2 separate regions of the Mus musculus genome follow, and region 2 is linked to region 1. The links are chromatin contacts, found by POLR2A ChIA-PET in ENCODE. All regions are on one chromosome and are shown on one strand. The core of a region is the stretch at or near the end of the contact, and the rest is flanking DNA. Distances in the headings are between cores, read along the strand shown. Region 1 holds the start of Abcf2 (ATP-binding cassette, sub-family F (GCN20), member 2). Region 2 holds the start of Rheb (Ras homolog enriched in brain).

Region 1 (3,395 bases), core at 379-2,878:
GCTTAACTCTGAACTCTAAATTCTAGCAGAGGAGAACTGCTTCTACTGTTGGGGGAGAGAGGTGAGATTAGTGTTTTGTGTCTTACAGGGATCTTATTCAGACTCCCTTAGGCTTTCCAGTCATTGCCATCTCTGTTGAATAAATTCCAATGAGGCACTGAGTAATGAAGACAGAGTTTACCATAGAGTAAAATGAGGACACCCTCAAAGGCAGAGGTGGACAATGGACCAAGAAAATGTTTCTCATTGGTGGGAATGGACAATGGTCACATGGGTTTTATACTAGTGCTTCGTTTCTGAAACAGACAACTTCCTTAGCAGCCGCAGTTTCCTGTTTAGGCGATTGGCAGGCCCATTTGGATTTCCTTTTTCTTTTCTTTTTTCTTTTTTTTTTTTTTTAAAGCTGTGTGTGTGTGTGTGTGTTACAAAGCCTCCTTTTACCTTCCTCCCTTTTCTTTCATTTATTTATCTATGTGTATGAGTACACTGTAGCTGTCTTCAGACACACCAGAAGAGGGCATCAGATCTCATTACAGATGGTTGTGAGCCACCATGTGGTTGCTGGGAATTGAACTCAGGATCTCTAGTAGAGCAGTCAGTGCTCTTAACTGCTGAGCCATCTCTTTAGCCCGTTTTCATCTTAAAATTAGTGTGCTGCCAAAGACACAGGGGGCAGGCTCTGAAGCTACTTGTGATGTCCACCCTCAATGATCTTCACGCCTAATTTCTATTTAGCTTGGCAACATGGTGACCTTAGAGGAAAAGGGGGTCACTTTCTGAGAATGCACTCAGGGGCACTAAGTTTGCTTCCTTCTGTGTCATCAGTGATGACACACCAGTGGACAGGACCCTGGACAGGTAGCAAGCAAGGGTCGTAGAGTTGTTTTGTGTATGAGGCTACAGATCTAGTTTATAATGTTCCTAACACTAAGTCTGCTTTAGATTTTAGACAGTGAGACTCAAAGGAAATGAAACAAGTCACAACTAAGTGTCCATAGAGCTAAACTCAGCAAAGTGGTCCTATACTTTAGATTTTTCCACCACATTCGCATGGCTCTGGTGGAACCCAGAAACTCTTGACTAAGATACCAAGGTTCAGCACAGCGTCTGGCACTTTCAAAAAGTTTCGTTAGCGATGGACGAGGCTCTCAATTTCGGTTCCATGAGACGAGGATGCCTTTCTCGAACAGAGTTCTGTTGGCGTGGTCTACAAAGGGTTACCTCACTTTCAGAGCCACCTGCCCAGCAGCAACTCGCTCTTCTTTCCCCTCCACCTTCTAACTCTCTTCTCTCATTGTTTGGTCTCGCACTCTTAGGACGCTGGCCGGGAAGCTTAGTCGCACTTCCTGCTGGTTAAACCAGTAGAGCAGCCTGGTAAATTTATCTGCTAGGGGTGGGGTATCCTTTGGGAGACCAGCCCACCTCTCCGAGGAGCAATCTGGGATTTGCAGTTTTCAGTTCTTCAAACCGGCTTGGTAGGACGGGCCTCTTGGACTCTAATCCTCCCCCAACCAGAATCATCGCGCGTTCTGATGCCGTCACTAGAACGGCGCAACACCTGGGAATCGTGGTAGTTCCGGAGGAGAGTCCCGCCCTAAGTTCTTACGATTTGAGAACTACATTTTCCAGAAGCCCTCGCGGCAGCGCGCCAAGGGCCGCCCGGGGCCGTGATTGGTTGGGGAGCCGGCCGCACGCGGAGGAGCTCAAGGAGCAGCTCTGTTGCGACAGAGGCCGAGCGGCGAGGCCCCGTGAGTTGAGGGGGAAGGGGCGCCGGAGGGGAGGAGAGTGTGGACCCGTGAGCAGGAAGCGGGAGGAGAAGCGGAAGGGAGCTCAGGGTCGGAATGGAAAGGGCCGAAAGGGAAAAGAACTGGCCCAGGCAGAGACGCCGGCGAGCGGGGTGTGGGGGAGGTTAGGGGCAGCGAGCGCAGAGACCCTTAGGGACCCGCTGGGGAGGACTCGTGGTTCCGGGAGAGAAACCGCGCCGCAGTCGGTGGGGTGGATGAGAGGGACGGAAGGGAGGTCCGGGACGAACTCCTGGCGAAGAACCGAAAAGGAGGCGGCTGGCAGAGGTGCGCGAGCGCCAAGTTCGGAAACTGGAGACGAGGGGCAGAGCGGTCCCTCACTAAGGCCCTGGGGGAAGAGCGCATCCGAGTGAAGCCGGCGGTGGGGATTGGCGCGCGAACCCCAAGGGAGGAGATGAGGCTGGAGGAGCGGTCGAGAGAGTGTGAGAAGCCCGGACAAAGTTGGCGGGGACAAGAGTTGGGCACCACAGGCTTGATAGGAAAATTCCAAGGAGGGATGGGATAGCACTCAGACATTCTTACCTGTAAGTTTAGAATTTTGGAGTATCTGTTTGCTTTTCTTCAGACTCCTGAAAGGACTGTAACTACCCCTGTGGCTCATCACCATGCCTTCCGACCTGGCCAAGAAGAAGGCAGCCAAAAAGAAGGAGGCTGCCAAAGCCCGACAGCGACCCAGAAAGGGACATGAAGAAAATGGAGATGCTGTCACAGAACCTCAGGTGGCAGAAGAGAAAATCGAGGAGGCCAATGGCAGAGAGACCACAGGAGATGGAGGTAGGTTGGGTGAGTTTCCTGAGCTGGTTTTCGAAGCCAAGATCAGAATCTGGATGCAGATGCATAGGCCTTTAATTCCAGCATTTGGGAGGCTAAGGTAAAAAGATGAAGGTTTGAGGCCAGGCTGTCCTCACATCCCCATCTTTTTAAACAGAGTAAAGCACCCACAGACACATGTCTTTATATGCCATGAAACTTTTTGGTGACACCCACACCCATAGAGTTAAAACTTGTTACTGATGAAGGAAACTGAATTCAAGTGGCAAACACAGATGGGAGTTTTTGATCTACCTTGGTTGGTGCTGCAGTAGACAATAAAAGGGAAGGCAACTTGTACTATTTCCTGTTTTTCTTCCTACCTATGGTGGTGAGTATACAGGCTCTACCATATGGTGCTGTCTTTTCTGGGGGGGGAGGCAGATGTTTGGAGATAGAAGGGTTTCTCTGTGTAACCCTGGCTGTCCTGGAACTCTGTAGACTAGACTTGCTTGAAATCATAGAGAGATCCACCTGCCCCTGCCTCCTAGCTGCCGGGATTAAAGGTGTGAGCCACCATCCCTGGCTCATATGGTACTCTTAATGTCACAGGGATAGTGATTATACCAATGAGTAATGTGTAACATATTGTTATATATCTTCATGTAATTTTTCTGATAATATATTTATGGTTTTGTTACTTAGGTTTAGGGGATTTATTGTAGCATTTTTCCATATTAAATAAGCTACTCACTCACACTGTAAACATAGTTTGCTCTCAGAAAATTTATTTTATTATTTCTTTCTCTCTTGCTCTGACAGAACACTCTGACTAAAATTAAC
Region 2 (3,395 bases), core at 596-3,095, 260 kb before region 1:
TAGTAGTAATAGTAGTAGTAGTAGCAGCAGCAGCAGCAGCAGCAGCAGTAATAGTGTGCAGATGTGTTCATAAACTAGAACGGATATAGAGGCCAAAGAACAACCACGAGTCAGTTCTTTTTCCACTTTGGTATACACTGATCAAAGTCAGGTTGTGAGGTTTGTGTAGCAAGTGGTTTTACTGGTTGATGCAACTTGCTGAACCTCCCACCCCACTGCAAGGTAACCTTATGCTAGCTACATTACCACGGACTAAAGTGCTACGAGCTCAAGAACACTGGTGGATTGGGGCATCTGCTGAATATACGTTTAACCTGAGTCTGTTTTAAAATACTTAAGATAGTTCAAAGGGGAAGGCAGTTATGGCTCAGTTCTCTGAGAACTTGAGTTCATCTTGGGTCCAATCCCAAGCACCGAATAAACATGGTTTGGAAGTCGGTAATCCTAGCATTTGGACAGAGAAAAGAGAATTGAAAGATCAAGGTAGCAGAACAGCACTTAATCCCAGCACCTCGGAGGCAGTGACAGGTGGATCTCTAAGAATTCCAGGCCAGCCTGGACTACGTGAGACCCTATAAAAATAAGTCTATTGTGAAGGGCAAAAAATTAAGGACAAGTGTGCTGTTCTCTCTTGGCACCTTTATTTCCAGGCCTAGCCTTTAGTTTGGACTTCGATGAACTAGGCCTAGGGTCTAGCTTTCCACCCTGTTCTTCAATATGAGGATATCTCAACTCCTCTAGTTCTCTGGAAACAAGAGCTTTCTGCCTGTACGACTGTTGTAGAAAATATGACAGCCTTCCCTTTTCAGGCATGGCCCGCCCACACCAGACAGCTAAGCCTCCTCCTTTTCCTCGGCGTTTTTGACAATGGCTGACTTTCACGTTTCTCCAGAAATAACCTCTCGAGTGTTCAGTATGAAAAGACGCACTGATCTGGCTGCAGGACTCCCACGCGCGCGCCTGTCTGTGCGAGGTGCGTGCCACCCGGCGTGTTGCCCGAGTCGGCACCAGGACTGGTCAGCTCGCGCTGCTTTTAATGGAATTTCTGACATTTGCGAGCTGCACAGATTTCATTCTTCCCACAGTTCCTCAGCCACGAATAAAGCTTAGTCACCACCCACGTTAAGCCCAGACTAAAGCTAACATAGCAGGACGGTAATTTGAAGTATAGACAAGTGCGAAGCGAGGTGTCAGCCAACCTACAGTCCGTCAGCTAGGGCCACGCGCCTCGCTCCTTTTAAGGGCCGGCAGGCGCAAGTCGGCCAACGGCTCAGCACTTCACCAATCACCGTGCTTCACGCCTCTGGTTCCGCCCCCGCACCCACATTAGCCAATCACTGAGGAGTTGCCTGCCCGCCCGCCCACCCGCCGGTAGGGCCACGCTTTTGGACCACGCAGGCGCCCCGCCGAGCAAAAGCAGACAGAATTTATTTTTAGCTCCCCGCTGAGCGGCACCTCTCCTTGGCTCCACCCTTCCAATCCCCAATAGAAGACGGAGTTTCCATTGCGTCATCGCGCGGCAGTCTGGGAGCCGTCCAGTCAGAGCTCGGGCAGGATTGTCGTAATTAAAAAGCGGCGGAAGTAGGTGGGAGGGTCATGACGCAGCGAGTTTCGGTCGTGACTTTTCCGGGGGCTTTGGGGCGTCTCCGCTTTTTCCCTTTAAAGTAAAACGTTTCCCCGACGCTCCCCCGCGCGTTCCGGGCTGGGAGGCGGCGGCGGGAGGCGGCGCAGACGGGGCCGCGCGCGGTCACGTGGGTGTGTTGTTGGGGGAGGGCCCGCGCGTTCGGTTCCGGGCGGTTGAGCGAGCTAGAGAAGGAGCGAGCGAGCGAGCGAGCGAGAGGCAGCCGCGCCCGCCGCCGTGCTCTGTATGCCGCGTTCTCCCGGCGCAGCCGCCGCCGATAGTCTGAGCCGGAGGAGCCGCCGCCGCCGCGGTTAATGTGGTTGGGTCGGGGCTGAGCAGGCCACCAAGATGCCTCAGTCCAAGTCCCGGAAGATCGCCATCCTGGGCTACCGGTCTGTGGGTGAGTGGCGGCCCGGGCGATGTCGGGGCTGAGCCCCAGGACGCGGACGCGCCTGCGAAGTTTGTGGCGGCGCGGCCATGTGGCGGGCGGGCGGGCGGCGCGCGTTTCATAACCTCCATTTTGAGTGGAGGCGGCGGCGCCTTCCCCTGTCCCCAGGCGCGGCGGACAGGTGGCGGGGCGGCAGGCCGAGGCGGCCGCGTCCTTCCCTCGGCGTAGGAGCCGCGGGCCACTGCCCGGGAGTCTTGCGGCCCGGAGCAGCCTAGTCGGATCCCCGCATCTGTCCCGCCTTCTCTAAGCACGGTCTGTCCCCACCCGTTTCCCCAATCCCACAAGCCCCGGGCATTTCAACAAAGGAAACCTCTCCTTGTGACCTTTCCATCTGCAAAGAAGTTAAGCCTTTTAAAGAAAACAGGGAAACTTCAAGACGTTTGGCTACCAAGTTTTCCGCCTCCAAGAAACCTAGACTGGACCCCTCACAGGCCAGCTAGGTAGCATCTGGCAGCCAGCACAGGGAAGAGGAGAAAGACGTCTCTAATGTGTCCTATTTTTCTTTTCCCCTTTGAGGAGAAACAAGGCCAGGCACTTGGAACCAGGCTGTTAAAGTAATTCAAAAGCCCGTTTGTTTTCCTAACACCACCACCAAGCGATTGACATACATTTAAAGTTGTTCCTAGTAATCACCTTTTTGCCGAATAGAGGTGGTCCTGGGTGGGGTGGGGAGGGAACGCGGTGTCCAGACAGTAGTATTCAGTCCATCGTGTGATACAGGACATTTGAACTTAACCACGCTGCAGGGTGAGGCTTTATTGTTTTTGACCGACCGGAACAGGGGACTGTCACGTTCATCTTTAGTGCTGTTTGAAAGATGTAACTGTCTCCAGAAAATGTGCGTTTGACAGGGACCACTGAGGAGTGGAGAGTCTGGCAGTAGAACACCTTCCCCACTGGATGGGCTCCTGCTAGGCGGTTCATTCTGCGTTCTCACCCTGCTTTCCACTGCTGGTGCCCGGCTCTGTGCTCTTTGACCAAGATCAGTCAGGGCCTGCTTACTTTTCACCTTCTCTCCTCAAGAACTGGAGAAACTCCTTAGGAAGGGAATGGAAGATCGGAGACAGTGTGACAGATGGGAGTGCCTAGAGTGGAAAGGTGACACGTGCATAGTGCAGTGCTGAGGTGTTCATAGTAGGAAAGAGTAGGTGACTGCTTTAACAATTGCAACCCTAGAGTTAACAGGCACAAAATTACGGTGAATCCATTCACACCAAGATAGAACTCCTGATGTAACCAGTGTTGGTTGTCTGAGTCACCATACTGTTTTCTGAATTCCCTCCAAATTTGGAGAATGAGACCATGATGTAACTTGGCTGTTGATTG

What was found. ChIA-PET counts read pairs that join two places held with the same protein, here RNA polymerase II (POLR2A).
Region 2: POLR2A ChIA-PET joins it to region 1 with 16 read pairs in embryonic stem cell. The contact joins the promoter of Rheb here to the promoter of Abcf2 in region 1. POLR2A ChIA-PET finds 5 or more read pairs at or near these places in 4 of 5 experiments (Patski and embryonic stem cell).

The regions. Positions count from the first base shown.
Region 1 is chr5:24,575,700-24,579,094 of GRCm38, reverse strand. Abcf2 (ATP-binding cassette, sub-family F (GCN20), member 2) reads left to right here and starts at 1,628. Exons shown (of 14, transcript NM_013853.2): 1 at 1,628-1,748; 2 at 2,368-2,576. The coding sequence starts at 2,408.
Region 2 is chr5:24,840,811-24,844,205 of GRCm38, reverse strand. Rheb (Ras homolog enriched in brain) reads left to right here and starts at 1,845. Exons shown (of 8, transcript NM_053075.3): 1 at 1,845-2,021. The coding sequence starts at 1,970.